2 separate regions of the Homo sapiens genome follow, and region 2 is linked to region 1. The links are chromatin loops, found by intact Hi-C in ENCODE. Cell type or tissue: adrenal gland. All regions are shown on one strand. Each heading gives the region's core, and the rest is flanking DNA. Links, peaks and the distances in the headings are about the cores only.

The links. A loop is a pair of places that touch in the nucleus more often than their neighbours do. Peaks named below come from ENCODE experiments on the same cell type or tissue, not always from the same donor. Only the 100,000 strongest peaks of a DNase experiment are listed, where the experiment ranks them.
Region 2: it touches region 1 in a loop (3-fold over the local background); 3 of 110 quality-filtered maps call a loop at or near these places.

What each region holds. Positions count from the first base shown.
Region 1 is chr17:78,562,758-78,570,757 of GRCh38, forward strand. DNAH17 (dynein axonemal heavy chain 17) reads right to left here. Exons shown (of 81, transcript NM_173628.4): 7 at 7,490-7,615; 8 at 6,618-6,770; 9 at 6,409-6,495; 10 at 4,242-4,409; 11 at 3,857-3,973. Among named protein-coding and RNA genes, the nearest start is that of DNAH17, 11 kb to the right of the region's middle. In adrenal gland, for the core only: no CTCF peak of the experiment used is centred there; no DNase peak of the experiment used is centred there.
Region 2 is chr17:78,612,480-78,623,003 of GRCh38, forward strand. SCAT1 (S-phase cancer associated transcript 1) reads right to left here. Exons shown (of 5, transcript NR_110849.1): 5 at 4,905-5,147. Among named protein-coding and RNA genes, the nearest start is that of SCAT1, 14 kb to the right of the region's middle. RefSeq lists enhancers at 5,802-6,303, 6,304-6,803, 9,850-10,524. In adrenal gland, for the core only: no CTCF peak of the experiment used is centred there; no DNase peak of the experiment used is centred there; H3K27ac peaks cover 1,210 bases.

The DNA of each region.
Region 1 (8,000 bases), core at 1-8,000:
AAGAGCACTGCCACTCTCAAGGGCAGCTGAGGCAAGAAAACCACCATCAGGAAATGTGTTTCGCTCTGAGAAAGCTCTGGGGGTCAGACCAAGTGGGAGGGGGACCAGAGAGAGGGAAGACAACCTCACACGAAACAGGGTCCCCCAGTGCTGGGTGTGAGTGGGAAATCCAAGAGAGTTTCCCGGGGCTGCCATAACCCACGCCCAATGGGGGCCAGACCAGCTGCGGTGAGCCTGAGTCTCAGACTTTCCCCAGACTTGGGTCTGAGAAAGGTGACCACTGTCCCTAGAAATGGCCACAGGAGGAAAAACCAAAACATGACTGCGAAGAGAGGGAGATTTTTCAGGCCCCCAAGAGTACAGATTTCCCAAATGCAAGATTGCGGCTATTTTTAAGTTAATTGTGTTTTTCAAAATTGTTCAAATCTTCCTTACCCAAATTCTGATTTCTCCTGGGCTTAGAAAAAAATTGTCACCCTTGGACCTATTTGTATTGTGAGTTGTACAAATGGAGCAGCCGTGGACTCTCAGGCAGACATGGAAACGCTGGTGTCCTGCCAGCTACCGCCTTCCTCCACGGTCGCCTGCTGACGTATGAGGTCACCAGTTTCATTTGTTCAAAGCATTGACATGGGGCAGTTGGAAAAAAAAAATGTTCCTCTTAATGGTTTATGACTATCCTGTAATGCGGGTAGATGTTTTACTTGGAAGTCAGAAAAATAGAAAAAAACCCCAAAAACCTGAAGACCCATCATCCAGACAACCGACACACCTGTAATCCCAACACTTTGAGGGGCCGAGGCGGGAGGCATTTTTATTTTTCTCTGTCTTCCCATTTCTCTCTCCTCCTTTTCATGTTTATATAGTTTTTAGTTTAATGACTTTTGGAAAGGAAGCGAATTCTATTTTCCGCCAAAAGGAGATCATGTGGAAAATTGCTCTAGAACGTTCCTGGCTGTGTGCGAGTTGCTGATAATGAGAACTAACTCCGGAACAGGCAGGGGCTGGAAGGGACAACAAGGGAGAGAAACCCCAGGGCCCTATCCTATTTAGAGCACAGGGCTGTCAAACCAGGGGGAAAATGTTCTTAGGTCAAAGAGAAACGTGAACAGATGGCGATGGAAATGGGTTACAAGAGTTATTTCTCCCCCTGCCTCCCTCCCCTCCGCTTTTCTTTGTTTTAAATTGAGCATAAACATACGTGAAAATTTTTAAAAAGAGATCTTTCTTTTAGAGCCCAAAAGCCCCTCTTGACCCTAACAGGTGCCAGGGATGCAGGGGAAAGCCTGGGGCGGGGTGACTGCATTTGTTCCTCGCTAGCTCCATTCTGCAGAGGTCGGGTTGGGTTTCTTCCAGGACCTCCTGCTCCTCACAGGGTAGGGGCCTAGGGCTCCCGAGGGGTCACAAAGTTGAACTCGCCAACCCAGCTCCCTCCCCACTGCCGGATCCCCTAGTGAACCCTGGGGGAGGTTCAGCCCAGACCCGTACGCTGGTCCTTATCTGCTCTTCCCCTTGTGCCAAACTAGATGCAGGTGGCACAATCTCCATGTTGGGGACAGCAAGACTCTGGGGACTCATCTGGCCCTGGCCGGGTGACCAAGTTACTTAATTTTTCAGATTTTTCCACATCGGAACAGCAGCAGGGAGTCACAGCACCTCCCCGTGGAGCCAGTGTTAGGGGTGCAGGAGCCACAGAAGCCAGCTGCCCGCCCGCCCAGCCCATAAGCCTGTGCCCCATCTTTAATTTTGGAGACCCAAAAGTGAGGTTTCCAAATGAAAGAATTGGCTCCATTGGGACCCTTCTGCGCTGGGGCAGTCCTGACGCTTTTGTGTTATCCTTCAGGGGCTCCACGTGGAAGGCTTATGCTAGAGCGAAACTACCTCCCAACAACATTCAGAACAACCAGCCTCCCTTGTCAAGAGCCAGTTGTGCACTGCAGGAAATACTCAGAAGCGCCTGCCCTGTGCTAGGCTCAGTTCTAAGGGAACTCAAATCCAGTGCCTGACCTCAGGGAGTTTACCTTCTAGTCAGGAAGACAACGAACACACAGACATTAGTATACAAATGAATATGAGGGAAGGCCATTGCTGAGAAGGGACCAGCCTGGGGGCATTTGAGTGGAAGGAAGGAAGTGAGGACCCTGCAACTAGATGCAGCTACCTGGGGAAGAGCCTTCTGAGAAAGGGAATGTTGCCAGATTCTTTGCTTAGCCAAAGATTCTCATCAGGGTCTCCATCCTCCACCATCCCGCAGGGGATGTCTGATTACCCTAACCTGCTTCCAGCTAGAATCTTGAAGTTGGTTTAGCTAGAATCCCCCAACCCCTGATGTCCCCTCTAAGTAATTTTCTATCCATGGACTCCCACCCTGCTCCTTTGCTAGAAATTCCTACTTACCTGCAGTGTATTCAAAGCTGAGCTCCCATCGCTCTCCCTACACCTGTATCTATTGAGATGGTATAAATCGTGAGTAAGGTCTGAATCAAGTCAGCCTCATCTTGCTTTAGCAAGTATAACTGAATAATTTTTTCAACCACAGCAAGGAGGTGCTGTATTAATTTGCATTCATTGATATTTTGCCTGGAACACCAACTCGATCCAAGACTTACTTGATCCTTAATTTGCGGAGCTTCAAACTCTCATGTATTTGCATTTTTGCAAGAGCATTCAAAAGGGCAAAGGAACATCCTGACGTTTGTCGGGGAGAGATCTTTGTCCTTAGCAATCTCAGCCTTGAAATCCTCCTGAAAGATGACCACCAGCCCAGGCTGCCCAGGCCAACCCAATTGCCTTCACAGTCATGGGAGCTGGTCCGGCTAAACTGTTCAGATCAGGGGCCCTGGAAGCAGTCAAGCCCAGAACTCATGGGCCTGGGAAACATAGCAAAACCTTGTCTCTACAGAAACAAAAAGTAGGCCAGGCGTGGTAGCTCACGCCTGTAATCCCAGCACTTTGGGAGGCTGAGGTGGGCGGATCACCTGAGGTCAGGAGTTCGAGACCAGCCCAACATGGCAAAACCCCATCTCTAGCAAAAATAGAAAAATTAGCCAGGTGTGGTGGCGTATGCCTATAATTCCAGCTACTAGGGAGGCTGAGGCAGGAGAATCGTTTGAACCCGGGAGGCGGAGGTTGCAGTGTGCTGGGATTGTGCCACTACACTCCAGCCTGGGCAACAAGAACAAGACTCCATCTCAAAAAACAAACAAACAACAAAAACAAAACAAAACAAAAAACAAACAAACCCCTTAAAACTAAAAATAGAGACCCCAGAGACCTCCCTTGCCCCTTCTGCCATGTAAGGACCAAATGAAAAGATGGCCTTCTAGGAACGGAAGTAGACCCTCACCAGACACCGAGTCTGCTGGACCTCCCAGCCTCCAGAACTGAGAGAAGTGAAATGTTTGTTGTTTAAGCCACCCGGTCTACAGCAGTTTGTTATAGTAGCCTGCATGGACGAAGGCACTCTATAAATTCAGCTCAGTGGGCCAAAATCTGCATTAATTTTATTTTTACACCAACTTTACCTCTTTAACTTTCACTCCTTTTGAGTAGTGGGAAAACTGAATCAAGAATAAATGGTCCCCTTGTTTCTTAGTGAGCATAAGAAGTATCAGTAAAATAATGCCATCTCACACTCACTTGCTCCTCTTCCTCTAGGATGTGGCAGTAAGAACCATCAGGAGCTACACTGGGTGTTCACGGCTGACTGACTCTGAGGCACAGGAGACGGGCCCTCCCTCCCTGGACATCAGCTCTACATGGAGAGGATGAAATGGTCTCCAAGATCGTTCTCGACATGAATCCACCACCACAGTGCCAGGCTCCAGATCTGCCTGCGTCTCCACTGCATGCTTACCTTTGCGGAGGACTTGATACAGCTGCAGTCATCAAATCCTTGGCAAAAGATCGTGGCCAGCCTCCTATCCAGGTCTTGGATTTTGATCTCAAAATCAGCATAATCACGGTCAAAATTCTAAAAGCAAATGGAAATGTCAACCTTGTAATCAGCGTGCAAAGCAAGCCAAGGGCACCCTCTCCAGCCCCTGCCCTGCTGAGAGGACTCGGGACTGAGGCGCAGCTGAATGTGCTGTTGCGGGGACCGCTCTACACAGTTTTCAAAGTGTTGGGATCACCTGGCACCTGCTTCCTCCGTGTGCCCTCCCATCACACCCCTAAGCTGGTACCGAGGCTGGTGCTGTTCTCACCGAGTCCAGTTCATCCAACCCTGCCCGAGGACCTACCGAGTCTCCAGGGTCCAAGGGATCATATTTGCAGTCGGCAAAAACCTTCACCAGCTCAAAGACCTCATCATAGATACGGGTCACCAGGCTCCCGAGGAGGTTCCCACGCACGCCCCCAAGCTCGATTTTCTCCAGCTTCAGAAACTCAATTGCTGTTTTATAGAGTTCCTAGTGGAGGAGAAAAACACAGTCAATTCATCTTCACAACCCAACTCACGGGTCCAGTTACAAAACTAGCTCTGACCCCAGGCAGGAGGAGCTGGGGAGCAAAATGTCCCCAGGAGACACCAACCATGGGGGTGGGAGGACACCCTCTGTGTCTGTGCTGTTCTTTAAGCAAATATTCCATCCCCTGCAGAAAGAGGGGATGGAAGGAAGGGCTCTGTGAATTATCTATGAGGTGTGAATGAGGAGGAGCTGGAGAGGATAAAGTTTGGGATCCTGTCCTGACCCCAGACTGGCCAAACCGCATCTCTAAATAAATCACACTCTGCTGGGACCTCCGTTTTCTCCGCTGTGGGAAGCGGTTGGAATGGTGCTGAAGATTTCTGATGCTCTTGCTAAGCTTTAAATTCCCCGCTACCTGGAAGACCATCCTATGCAGAGTGCCGTGTCCCGAAGGTGATCCAAGAAGAAAGCGGCTGGAATGCTTGGATGGACACACGTGTAGAAAATTCTGCTTCCTCGCCGGTGTGGCTCATGCCCCCTCTCCCTGAAGCGCTCCCTGACTATTTTGGCCCATAGCAATGCATTCCTTCCCAGGGGCCCGGTCTCCCATCTGCGCCGCTTGTGTTTGCTTTAGTCACGTTCAGGCCCATCCCGTTAGCTGGTTGTGTGTGTGCAGTTCCTGTTTCCCAAATGAGGTCTCCAAGGCTCCCTGGATGCTCTTCTGTGCCCCTGCACCTACCAGGCACAGTGCAGGCAGAGTTTAGACTGGAGATCTTCCTGTGGACTTGACATCACTCCCCTGAACTGGTGCTGAGGTTGGTGCTATTCTCCCAGGTCCACGAAGCATCAGGCCACGCACCAACACCACCCCGAGGAGACAGGCACCGAGGACCAGGAGCTCTTGGCTCTTCCACCCGACGCGGAGGACACAGACAAGCTGGCATGGCCTGTTGTCAGGGGGTGGACAGCAAAGCCATTTCCTCCACCTCCAAAGTCCCTTCCTACCCAGAATCTTCCTTCTGATTCAGAATCAGTCATGTGGGAACCAGAGCTCCTTGGCCCAAAGTGTGACTGTGACTCTCCTCCACATTCTCGGTCTGGGAGATTTCAGGCATTAGTCCGCGCTCTGTGACTGCAATTTTGAACTCCTGAGCGGGCCTCCCTCCCCTGCCCCCCAGGAGGTGTAGAAGAGAACTGGACAAGCCTCTCCCAAGCCTCTGACAATGGTGTCCACCCTTAAGTCAATGCTTTACAGTTCCAGGATGATTTTCCCCTTTTTTAAGGATGTGAGTTATACAGTTATATGTGCACAAAGTTTTTAAAAATTACACCATGCAGAAGATACAAAAGGCAAAACTTTCTTGCCCTACCCCGTCTTGATCCCTCTCATCTCTTCTCTCCAGAGCCCCAGAGAAAACCGCCTTGAAGCTTTTTTTTGAAACAGGGTCTCACTTTGTCGCTCAGGCTGGACTGCAGTGGCGCAATCATGACTCACCACAGCCTCAAACTTCTGAGCTCAAGTGATCCTCCCTCCTCGGCCTGCCAGAGTTCTGGGATTACAGGTGTGAGCCACTGGGCTGGGCCATGCACCATTTTTAAGTTTTTATCTGCTGTGCGTCACTCCGTGTATCCACATGGTGCTTGCACGGGGGCCTTCATAAGTCTCCATTTGTAATAATTGAGTCCCACTAAGTGACTGCTGTTGGCCCCCAGGCGTCCTGAACGTGGGGGTTTAACTTATCAGTAACCCGCTCATGATAGGATGCACGAGATAAGGGGAGAAGCACCCGAAGTGGGTCATTTTTATTCTTGGCTAACAGCTCTGGCCACGGCAGATGCTGCCGCAAAGCCTTGGTTTCCTCATAACAGATATTTGGGCCTCACTTATTTTCTGCCTGGGGGATTATTGGCAAGGGGGGTAGGGATGGACGCTGCAGGTGTCCTAGGGTAGGAGCAGTCTGGGAAGTGGAGGTCAAGATGCACCGAGTTCTGTTTTTACCTCAATGGTCTGGATGCGCTGGAAGAAGGAATTTATCCTGGAAAAGGCAAGAGAAGAAGGGAATTCCCAAGGCACGGGCTCTTTGTCCTTAGAGGAGAGAAAGAGAGATGAGGCCACGTTTGCTTCAAATGTCCCAAGTTTATCAAATATCGGGGCTCATATGAACTCACTCGTCCTGCCTTGGCCCTCGCCCTGCGAGGAAGGGGTACCTTAAAGAAAAGCTTCATGTTCACGCAGCAGAAGTCGTACGTCTGGTAGAGCTCCTTCAGCACATTTACAGCCAGGGAGATGCCACTCAGGACTTCCTCGATTTCACCTTGCAGGCCCTTCAGCACCTCTTCCGGGCTCAGGAAGGTTCGTGTCTGGGCAAAAGAGAAGACAGACATCTAAAGCTCCGACAAGCCATTTGGGGTGACGTCCAGGCACGCCGCCTGCAGGACCTGTGATCTGTTCTGACATATGGATATCTGAAAATAACCCCTCCTATCTGCCCACTGCTGGGCCGTTTTTAGGGGACCGAGCTGCTTCCCCTCCTCGGCCCCTCATCCTTTGCCAAGGCTGCAGCATAAATGGGTGGGGGTCGCAGATGATGAGAGGCCCTCCAGGGACAGGGGACCCCGGTGCCCTTCTGGTCCTGCAGACGGGGCCACAGCATGGTTTTATTATATAGAGGTGGCCCAGGGATACAGCCCTTCAGCTCGAACGCCATGGCTGGCTAGCAGGTGCTTATGAATGGGAAGAAGGAAAAGAAGTCTCTGCTAAGGGAGACGGAAGGTGGTTTGATGTGCGATTAGAGAAGCCCACAAAGCACTAGATGGGTCTCGGGGTACGGGGACTCTCAGGGCAGACCTCCTCCTCTGTCCCCGTCTTCCCTTTCTTTTCCCTCAGTACCCTCCCCTAGAAGAACTCTAGGTAGCCTTGAAGAGGGCTCCATCTCAGCTCGGGGCCTGAAAAGGCTTGTGCTGACATCTTGGCCTGCTTTCAAACTGCTGGGGAACATGGGCAGCAGGAAAACAGTGAACCGGGGAGGGGACCCAGCCAGGAGGGGAGGAAGGGGACCCAGGGGCCAGGGGAGGGTTACCATCTCGATGATTTGGTTGCAGAACTCCTGCAGGATGACGATGATCCTGGCAGGTGTGTTATAGTACTCAGAGGTGGCCCAGATGAAGCAGATGGTGTCCAGCACCTTGGCAATGAAGGTGGGGAGCTGGGGGGAGACAGGCCCAGGCACACTGGAGGGGACTGGCCGCTGCACCTTATCCCGGTGTCCCAGCCCTTCCCTTCCCATGGCTCTCACTGGGTATCCAGCAGAGGGTTCCCAAAGAGGAGGGGAGAGGCAACTCCCTAGGCCCACACATCTGATGGCAGCCAAGAAACCCACGGCCCCACATGCCTTGAAGAAACAAGACCCAGGCCGGGCGTGGTGGCTCACGCCTGTAATCCCAGCACTTTGGGAGGCCGAGGTGGGCGGATCATGAGGTCAGGAGATCGAGACCATCCTGGCCAACATAATGAAACCCCATCTCTACTAAAAATACAAAAATTAGCTGGGCATGGTGGCACATGCCTGTAATCCCAGCTACTCGGGAGGC
Region 2 (10,524 bases), core at 1,279-9,278, 51 kb after region 1:
GGCTTCTCAGGCATCTGTGGTTGAGCTTTGTGTGCCAGTGCCTGCCACAAGCCAGGTGCTGGGCAGGAGCCTTCTCCGTGCGACTATTTCTAATCTTCCAACCACCCACCAAAGAGGCATGGCGATCCCCATTTAAGGAGGCGCTGGTAATCCTCATTTTAGGGGAGGCGCTGGTGATCCCCATTTATTTTTTTTTTTGAGTCGGAGACTCATGCTGTTACCCAGGCTGGAGTGCAGTGGCACGACCTTAGCTCAACCTCCCGGGTTGGTAGCTTGAACCTCCACCTCCCGGGTTCAAGCAACTCTTGTGCCTCAGCCTCCTGAGTAGCTGGGATTACAGGCGCCCACCACCACGCCCAGCAGCCTTCCTTTATATTAGGAAAAAAACTGTTATAAATGGGAAAAAATATCCCAGTGACAATAGCTACAAAGACAATAAAACGCGGGAAATAAACAATAGTGCATCCATGCTTTGGAACATTACACAATCTTGCAGATGCGTGCATTAGGCCATTATCTATTGTCCCAGAGACACACATAATTAGGATGCTGTGGTGGCTTTGAGTTTCATGTTGCTTAAGATAGTTTTTTTTTCTTTTTTGAGACAGGGTCTCACTCTGTTACCCAGGCTGGAGTGCAGTGGCATGACCACAGCTCACTGCAGCCTCGACCTCCTGGGCTCAAGTGATCCTCCCACCTCAGCCTTCCCAGTAGCTGGGACTACAGGAGCACACCACTAGGCCCAGCTAATGTTTTGTACTATTTGTGGAGACGGGGTTTTGCCATGTTGCCCAGGCTGGTCTCGAACTCCCGGACTCAAGCAATCCTCCCACCTTGGCCTCCCAAAGTGCTGGGATTACAGGCATGAGTCACCATGCCCAGCCTTAAGATAGTTTTGATGATTGTCAAGATTTTCAAGCAAGGCTAGGCCCAAAACTACGGAGAAACCCTCAATCCATCTGGTCTCCATTTGCATGTAGGACTGAGAGATCTCAGTAACCAGCACCTTTCCTCTCCTGGATCAGGCAAAGAATCGCACGTGCCAGCCACATCCTCCATATGGCTTTCTCAGGCTCTGTTCTGCAATTAGAAGATAATCACATGCAAATACCTCTTGCAGGGTGTCACGAGAAAGGAAACCGTTCCTCCTCTGGAGAACGTGCCCATCTTGCGTCACACGCAAAAAAGATGTCTTTGAGTCTCATAACCTTTAGAGAGTACATTTCACAATGTCACGACGTACCCTTGCCTGATGCGTTGATATCATCTTTTCTGTGTGTGTCAAGAATCTGTACAAAGCATGAATTATGTATTTGGTGGTTTAGGCTAAGCAGCCTCTGAAAGCCAGACCGGGTCATCGCTGGGATCTCTCCATCGTGCTCAGCAAGCTGGAGATGGAATCCCCATTGATGAAAGTCAGATAACCTCATTAGCGGGCCCCACCTAATTTCCTTTTTTTGATAGCACTTTTGAAGGTGCAGTGACTAGATTTCAGGGAGGCTTTTAATCAAATGAGAAACATGGGCTGAAAAATAACGTATCCTGGAGGAATTGTAGCCAGGTGAACAACCACAATGAGGGGCTCTTGTCAGCCATGCAGGTTGCTGGCAGTGGCTTCTGTGTGACGTGGCTGGGACTCTGATATGGTCTGGCTGTGTCCCCACCCAAATCTTGTCTTGAATTGTAGCTCCCATAATTCCCACATGTTGCGGGAGGGACCTGGTGGGAGATCACTGAATTGTGGGGGCGATTTGCCCCATACTGTTCTCATGGTAGTAAATAAGTCTCAAGAGATCTGATGATTTGACAAGGGGTTTCCCCTTTCTCTTGGCTCTCATTCTCTCTTGTCTTCCGCCATGTAAGACGTGCCCTTCACCTTCCGCCAAGATTATGGGCCCTCCCCAGCCACATGGAACTGTGAGTCCATCAAGCCTCTTTTTCTTTATAAATTACTCAGTCTCGGGTATGTCTTTATCAGCAGCATGAGAACAAACCAATACAGATTCCACATTCTGAGTCTCGTGTGGTTGAGGTTCTCGCTACTGGAGAAGGGAGGACAACGTGCCCCCTTGATATGGTTTGGATCTCTGTTCGCACCAAATCTCATGTCAAACTGTAATCCCTGGGGTTTGAGGTGGGGCCTGGTGGGAGGTATTTGGAGGTGACTGGGGCCAGAGTTCTCATGAATGGGTTAGCACCATCCCCCTGGGTGCTGTTCTCCCAATAGTGAGTGAGTTCTCGTGAGATCTGGTTGTTCAAAAGTGTGTAGCACTGGCTGGGCACAGTGGCTCACGCCTGTAATCCCAGCACTTTGGGAGGCCGAGGTGGGCAGATCACTCGAGGTCAGGAGTTCAAGACCAGCCTGGCCAACATGGCGAAACCCTGTCTCCACTAAAAATACAAAAATTAGCTGGGCATGGTGGTGGGTGCCTGTAATCCCAGCTACTCAGGAGGCTGAGGCAGAAGAATTGCTTGAACCTGGGAGGTGGAGGTTGCAATGAGCTAAGATCATGCCACTGTACTCCAGCCTGTGCAAGAGACACTGTTTCCAAAAAAAAAAAAAAAAAAAGTATGTAAAAAAGTGTGTAGCACCTCCCTCGTCTCTCTCTTTCTCCTGCTCCTGCCATGTAAGACACCTATGCCTGCTCTGCCTTCCGCCATGATTGAAAGCTCCCTGAGGCCTCCCCAGAAGCAGATACCACCATGCTTCCTATACCTGAGAGCCTGCAGAACCATGCACCAATGAAACCTCATTTCTTTTTATTTATTATTTTTTTTTGAGATGGAGTTTCGCTCTTGTCACCCAGGGTGGAGTACAATGGCTCAATCTCGGCTCACTGCAACCTCTGCCTCCAAGTTCATGTGATTCTCCTGCCTCAGCCTCCCTAGTAGCTGGGATTACAGGTGCCCACCACCATGCTCAGCTAATTTTTTAAAAAATATTTTTAGTAGAGATGGGGTTTCACCATATTGGCCAGGCTGGTCTCAAACTCCTGACGTCAAGTGATCCACCTGCCTTGGCCTCCCAAAGTGCTGGGATTACAGAAGTGAGCCACTGCACCCGGCCAGCCTCATTTCTTTATAAATCACCCAGGCTCAGGCATTTCTTTCTAGCAGTGTGGGAAGGGACTAACACACCCCTCCTAGTAGGAAGAGAAAACAGAGGCCTGTGTGTGGGCCTCCCCAGCCCCTACCCATGTCTTTCCCCTGCTGGTCCTATTGTGTATCCTCTCACCGTACTGGGCCTCGGCTGCGAGTAAACCACACGCTGTGTCCCATGAGCCCTTCCGGTCCATCACTGAGTGTGTGGCTGGCCTTGGGGAGCCCCCACCCCAAACCACCTGCTGTAGGAGGAAATCGCATACACGTCCAAAGGACCATAAGGTCTGGCTCATGTGCAAGAACCAGGAGCGCATGTGGGGAGCGGGTCTTGAGGGTGTGGGACCAGCGGTCGGGAGAGAAGGCTCAGTCGGGGAGAATTTACCAGCATGCAATCACGGTCCTGTGATCTGAGGTGGAGTGGCCTGAGGCCCTGAAACCTTCTTCCTACACTGCCTGGGTGGCTCCTGGAGGCTTTCATATTATGAAGACCTACAGTAAATTAGGAGAGGCTGGAACTGCCTTGGCAAAGCATTGAGGTAGGGGTCAGAAGGCCCCGGAAGGGGCAAAACCGGACGACTTCGCCAAGTCCAGGGAAAGGCAAGCCGGATGATTTTGCCATGTCCAGGGAAGGGGAAGCCAGACGACTTCTCCACGTCCAGAGAAGGAGAAGCCAGACGACTTCGCCAAGTGAGATTTGAGAACGCAGCCCTGACCATTGTCCCTAAGAAGGTCCAGAGGACCCCTCTGGCTGAAGCATTAGAGGGGCACTGGTGCATCTGGGGTGCTCGAGGGATACTGTCCTCCACAGCCTCCTGAGTGTCAACAGAGATGACAAGACTACAGGGTGGAGAGGGCAGGGGGTGGCCCTGCACTGCCAGTGGCTAAGGGGGCATGATTATTATAATGACAGAAAGGCCCAGTGCCCTTTGGGATGAGCATGGTGACTTAATCTGTATCCCTAAAAGGGAAATACAGAGCTGGTGAACCAAAGGCTGGTATCAGCCACCGCAATGAAAAAGCATCTTCAGTCAATTTCATAGCCCCAGAGCCCATCCGTACACGAGGATCCCAGGCCTCCTTAAGAAAGAGCCCCACAGTGGCCCTGCAAGTATATTTGATAGAGTCCCTCAATTTTTTTTTTTTTAACATAGAGACAAGGTCTCACTATGTTGCCCAGGCTGGTCTTAGACTCCTGGGTTCAAGTGATCCTCCTGCCTCAGCCTCCCAAAGTGCAGGGATTACAGGTGTGAGCCATTGCACCTGGCCGAGTCCCTTAACCTCTCCCTAAAGGAACCTACGGACATGTGTCAGAGTATACGCTGGGAAAAGGGAGGATGCAGACATTTCAGGGCTGTTGGATCCACGGTCTGAGTTGACACTGACACCAAGAGGCCTCAAATGCTGCCGATTCTTGCCAGCTAGGGGGCTCTGTGATGGGCCAGAAGTAACGGGAGGGCAGAGCGGGTCTGAGCGGCGCATGGGTTGGACTGTACTGGGAGCCCCTTCCCCTCCTTCATGTCCTCTGGGTCCAGCAACAAGCTTCGTGTCATGGTAGCTGACGGTGCTTTGCCTCCCCCACTCTGTGTCCCCGCAGTAGGACTTCTCCGAAGACACGGGGAGGGGCAGCTTGTGCAGGCACAGGCCTAGAAGTTCAAGGGCATTGATCCCAACTTGAAGACATTACAAAAACGGGTGAGAAATGTCTCGGTGTGCACACCCTAACACGTCAGCCTGAAGATGGGCTGTGAAAGGTGAATAAAACACAGCTTCCGGTGCACAGAAATCGAGTCAGCTGTTAACTTCAGGTTTTGTTTGCTTATATCTTATTTTATTTGCTATTTTAAGGTATTTCTGGAGAAGACCTAAAGGACAGGGAACTACTGTCTTGCAATCCTAAGGAGAAACTCCAGAAGCCAGAGCTGGCTTGCAGCTTAGAAGAAAACTTTCCTCCCATGGAATTGTGTCCCTTGGCAGTCCTCATAACGCCCAGGAATGACAAAAATCTCAGAATGACATCTTGCTGGAAAGGATGCAGCGAATGTGGCCTAGAAATATAAATTCACATTACAGATGATTTCAGAACCCTGGCTTAGGCCTGAAAAGGACCCATGAGGCCTGATGGGGGCAGGCCTAGGGGCTTTGTCAACAGGACAGTGTCCTAATTTTCTAGGCCATCTTTATGAAGTCTCCAGCTGTCAGTCCACATGGCCCGCTGTGTCCCTACAAAGCTATGAGAGACAACAGGACTAATCCGCCAGCCCTCTTCTTTGGTGCCATGGCAGGAAGCCACACTCACCAGCAAAGCTGACCCCAATCTGAACCTGCAGACATGCAGCTCCCGGGCACACACCCACACAAATGTCCCTGGGATCAGATCGCTGTGCAAAGACAGCATAGCCCACACCATCTTGTTGGCAAATGAGAATGTAGATGAGAGGGCCACACAACCTGGCTGACTGTGTTGGATGATATCGGAGACGGTGGGCAAAGCCAGCCTGCTGGGCTGCCCCATCTGCCTTGCCCAGGGCAGGAAGAGGTTTTTCAGACTTTGCCCATGAGTATGTTACCAGCAGCAAATCTGCACGGGTCAGCAGCAACTCCATCCTTGCCTCCTCAGTGGAAAGAATCTGGAGCAGAAGTAGGTTTAAGGTAGAGGGAGAGATTGAGGCACGTTTTAGAACAGGAGTGAGGGTTTATGAAAAAGTTTTAGAGCAGGAGTGAAAGGAAGTTAAAGTATACTTGGAAGAGGGCTGAGTGCGCCACGTGAGAGATCCAAGTGACCGCTCAGCCCTGGGCGTGGGGTTTATCCGTTGGCACGGCTCTGGAGTTTTCTCTTCTCCTCCCTCGGTTCTTCCCTTGGGGCGGGCTGTTGCTCAACAGCCCCATGCAGCAGTGTTGGTCAGCACTCAGGAGGGTAATTGCATGTGTAGTGAGTTGACTGAGGTTGTGCGCATGCTCTCTAGGGGCGGTTTTCCTTTACTGGTTGAATGCCCCCAGAGGAAGTTCATACATCCGCCATTTTGCCTCTTAGTGCGCACGCTTGAGCCCACTCGCCCAACTCGAGAGCTTATCGGGAAGCTGCTGATCACCAGTTTCAGGTGTTTTTTTATTTATTGGGAGACCATCTTCCCCTGGTGTGAGCTGCAACCAATGATCATTTCAGAGAGACAGTTTAACAACTGCCTGACCATCACCTGATGGTCACCTGACATTCCTGGGCTGGTGGGCGCCACTCATGTCTGCCTAACTTCCTCCTCTAACAAGCAGAGCCATGGAATGAAGACAGGCAGCTCAGGCAGGGTCGGCCAGCCTGCACCCAGGGCTTCCAAGGCATCTTCTATTCCAGGGAGGCAGCGTTCTCCCCAACCTCCGCCAAGCCAGCATCCAGGGATGTCACCTCAATAAAGGAGGCCTCCCAGCCTGCACTAGGCACCTCCAGCTCCTTTCTGTAGGCCCCAGGAGCCTGTGACATAGAGCAAAATGTCACAGTCATTGAAGGCTCTGTGTGCAAGTAACAAGTCTCCCATTCAGAGAACTGCTCCCTCATCAAGCTCTCCTGGCAGCCCCCACCAGCATGCTCTCTTCCCGTTTAACCCCAGCAGCCCCGCAACTCATGCTTCCAGTCTGGTCCTAGCTCATCTCCAGAGCAGCGATCAATATCCATAAAGAGCTCCCTACTTGGAGTGCTGGGCCAGCTCTTTGCCCAGGGAGGGAGTGGAAGTCTAGGTTGATCATAAAGAAGTCAACCCACCCTGAAGTCACCATAAACCTAACAGGGGCCTTCCTTAAGGTATCCGTGACTATTTTACATATGCCTTGAGTTTTATAGTAGAAAACAATCAGGTGGGCTAAAGAGTGTGTGCAGGCTCATGTGCATCCAGCTCTGGTTGGTTGGAACTATCATGCCCACCCCAGTGAATCCACTGGACCACTTCGTTGCCTGACAGCCAGTGACGTATTTGGTCACGTGCAGCCACGTTGCCTTTAGGTGGCAGTGCCACTGGAGAGCTCCTCACATCTCCCTGTCTCCCCCAGCAGTGCAAGGGTGTGCAGGGATTCAAGTATTTAATTATTAAATTAAATCAAAGCCTTGAGGACTGTGTGTTTTATTGGGGGAAAAGGCTCAAACCAAACTTCAATAATATTGTTAAAGTTTTCAGCAGGATTTTGTCAGAAAAGTGAAGTATGAGAAATATGGTAACGTTTAGCCTTGTGGGAATAAAATCACTTGAGAAATACGCCTGTGCATCAAAGGGCATTATCAAGACAGTGAAAAGGCTACCCACAGAGTTGGAGAAAACGTTTGCAAATCATCTCTCTGATAAGGATCTAGCATCTGGAATATAAAGGAATTCTTACAAGTCAATAGCAAAGACGAACAACCCAATTTTAAAATGATCGAAGGACCTAATAGATATTTCTCCAAAGGAGATCTATAAATGGCCAATAAGCACATGAAAAGATGTTCAACATCACCAGTCATTAAGAAAATGCAAATCAGAACAACAATGAGATACCACTTTACAACCTCTAGGGTAACTACAATTTAAAAAAAGAAAACTGAAAATAACAAGAGTTGGTGAGGATGTGGAGAAATTAGGACGCTCATACATTGCTGGTGGGAATGAAAAATGGTGCAGCTGCTATGAAAAACAGTTTGGTTGTTCCTTAAAAAGTTAAACATAGAATTACCGTATGACCCAGCAATTCCGCTCCTAGGTATACACCCAAAAGAACTGAAAACTGGTACTCAAAAACTGGTACACATATACTCATAGCATCATTATTTATAGTCACTAAAAGATGGAAGCAACCCAGGTGTCCATCAACAGACGGATGGATAAACAAAGTGTGGTCTATTCATACACATGAACATTATTCATTCTTAAAACATCCCGGCCAGGCACAGTGGCTCACGCCTGTAATCTCAGCACTTTGGGAGGCAGAGGCGGGTGGATCACCTGAGGTCAGGAGTTTGAGACCAGTCTGGCCAACATGGTGAAATCCCATCTCTACTAAAAATATAAAAAAATTAGCCAGGCGTGGTGGCGGACGCCTGTAATCCCCGCTACTCAGGAGGCTGAGGCAGGAGAATCGCTTGAACCTGGGAGGCGGAGGTTGCAGTGAGCCGAGATTGTACCATTGCACTCCAGCCTGGGTGATGGAGCAAGACTCCATCTCAAAAACAAAAAAGCAAAAAAAGTCCTGAAGCAGTGATACACGTGACAACATAGATGAACCTTGAAAATGTTATGCTTAGTGCGAGAAACTGGGCACAAAAGGCCACATATTATACAATTCCATGTACATGAAACACCCAGAATAGGTGATCCATGGACAGAAAGCAGATGAGCGGCAGCCAGGGACTGTGGGGAGGCAGAATGAGGAGAGACTGTTCATGGGGTCAGGGTTTCCTTTTGTTTCGCAGGCTCAGGGTTTCCTTCTGTTTTTGTTTTTAGAGACAGGGTCTCGCTCTGTTGCCCAGGCTGGAGTGCAGTGGCACGATCACGGCTCACTGCAACCTCGACCTCCTGGGCTCAAGTGATCCTCCCACCTCAGCCTCCCGAGCAGCTGGGACCTGACTGGCTGGGACCACAGGCACGCACCACCATGCCCAGCTTGGGGTTTCCTCTTGGGGTGAGGGAAATGTGTTACAAGTAGGTAGAGATGGTGGCTGGAAAACCTTGTGTAAGTACTAATTGCTGCTGAATTCTTCATTTTGAAATGGTTAGTTTTATGTTATGTGAATTTCAGCTCAGGAAAAAAAAATTCCAAAAGCAAAAAAGAAAATAAACGTAAGTCGGCGATTCAGTTTCCACCCACTCAACCCACAGATGTATTGTCAGGAAAGCATTGCCTCAAAAGCCAGAGGCTGCCGGCACACACTCAGGACCAGTCCAGAGGCACCAAGGGCCACTGTGGCGAGCCGGGGTGCCCAGAGGCTGGGGAACGGTGGAGGGCCGTGTCCCAGGAGTCGGCAGAGCAGAAAGGGAGGCTGAGGGCGATTTGGGCACCGCTGCTGCAGCCCCTGGTACTGATGGAGAAAGGATCTGGAAAGTGGGGCAGTGCGGGGGGCTCCTCTTACCGGGTTTCCCACTGCAGACTGAGCCCAGGAGACCTCAATCCCAGGGGAAAAGGACCAGAATTCTCTTCTGAGGGAACAGAACACACAGATTCAGCAGCAGCAGGAGTGACAGGGCCCTGCCGGGAGTGAGAGGCCCAGCTCCTCCCGCCTGCGCTGCCCCGGCTGATGGCGCTGGATTCCTCGAGCCACACCTGTCAAAGCAGGGCTGAACCTAACGGCTGCCCAGGTCTAGTCCCTTCTCAAACATGCCACTTCCGTGTCCTGAAGCACAGGTCTGCGGCGGACCTCCCCAGGCCAGGATGCCCCGTTGTTGGAGTCACTGAGTTCTACTGATGTGGCTCTCCTGCTGCCGTGGCTGCAGACGGAGGGATGCCACAGCCCCCCCTGCAGTGACCAGGCACAGGAGAACATGGCCCCAGAGCCACCACGGGAGTGTGTCTTGTCTAAACTGACTCAGAAACTCTGCTCCCTGAGCGGCTCAGTGACACAAACACCCTCCTCTCCCTGCATTTCACAGGCAGTGAGGCACGCGGCCTCTATCTACTACATCTGCCTGCTGGATGTCTCTTGTGTTCCGTGGTCCGTGCCACCCCCAGGCTGCACCTGCCTAGTGCAGTTCCGAAGCTCCTCCTGGGTCTGCTTCTGGCCATCCTCTGACAAGCACAGACAGGTTTCAATGGAACGCAAACACCCACCTGCCCCCGACATCTGCAGAGGTGCGCCTGTGCCATGGTGACGTCCGAGGTATCAGAACGAGACCCCATAAAAATAAATATGTTACCCAGAGACAGCAACACTTACAAAAAAGGGTCAGTGTGCATCACTGATGACCATTTAACCCGAAGCAGATCCAGGTGGAATAGGCCCCCATGCCCAGCTGTCAGGGCCGCTGCCAGACCAGGCAAGTACCCAAGAAAGAAGGGAGGGGCTCAAGAAAGGTGCAATGCGTGGGATTCTGCTGCAAAGAGGCGCCGGGAGGAGCTGCAGGGAGGCCCCCACAGGAAGGGAGAGCACGGGAGGTGGGTCTCGGCACCCGTCGGGGCATGGCCCCTTCTTCCCCTCACTGGGGTGCCACATGCCCGCCCGGGGTCTGCAGGAAGCGAGGGGTACTGTCCTCCGATTAGATGGTCAGCCTGGGCCTTGCCGTGTGGCTTTCCTATGATGCCCATGAAGGCAGTCCCAGGACCACACTGCGGACCCTGAGGAGGTACCAAAAAGGGAGGGAAATGCCCCCCATGCCCACACATCGGGGCCACTGCCCTACACGGGTTCCACAATTCTCAGTACCTTTCTCCACCACAGGCCTTTGCTGGCCAAGCCTTGATGGAGAGGGGCTC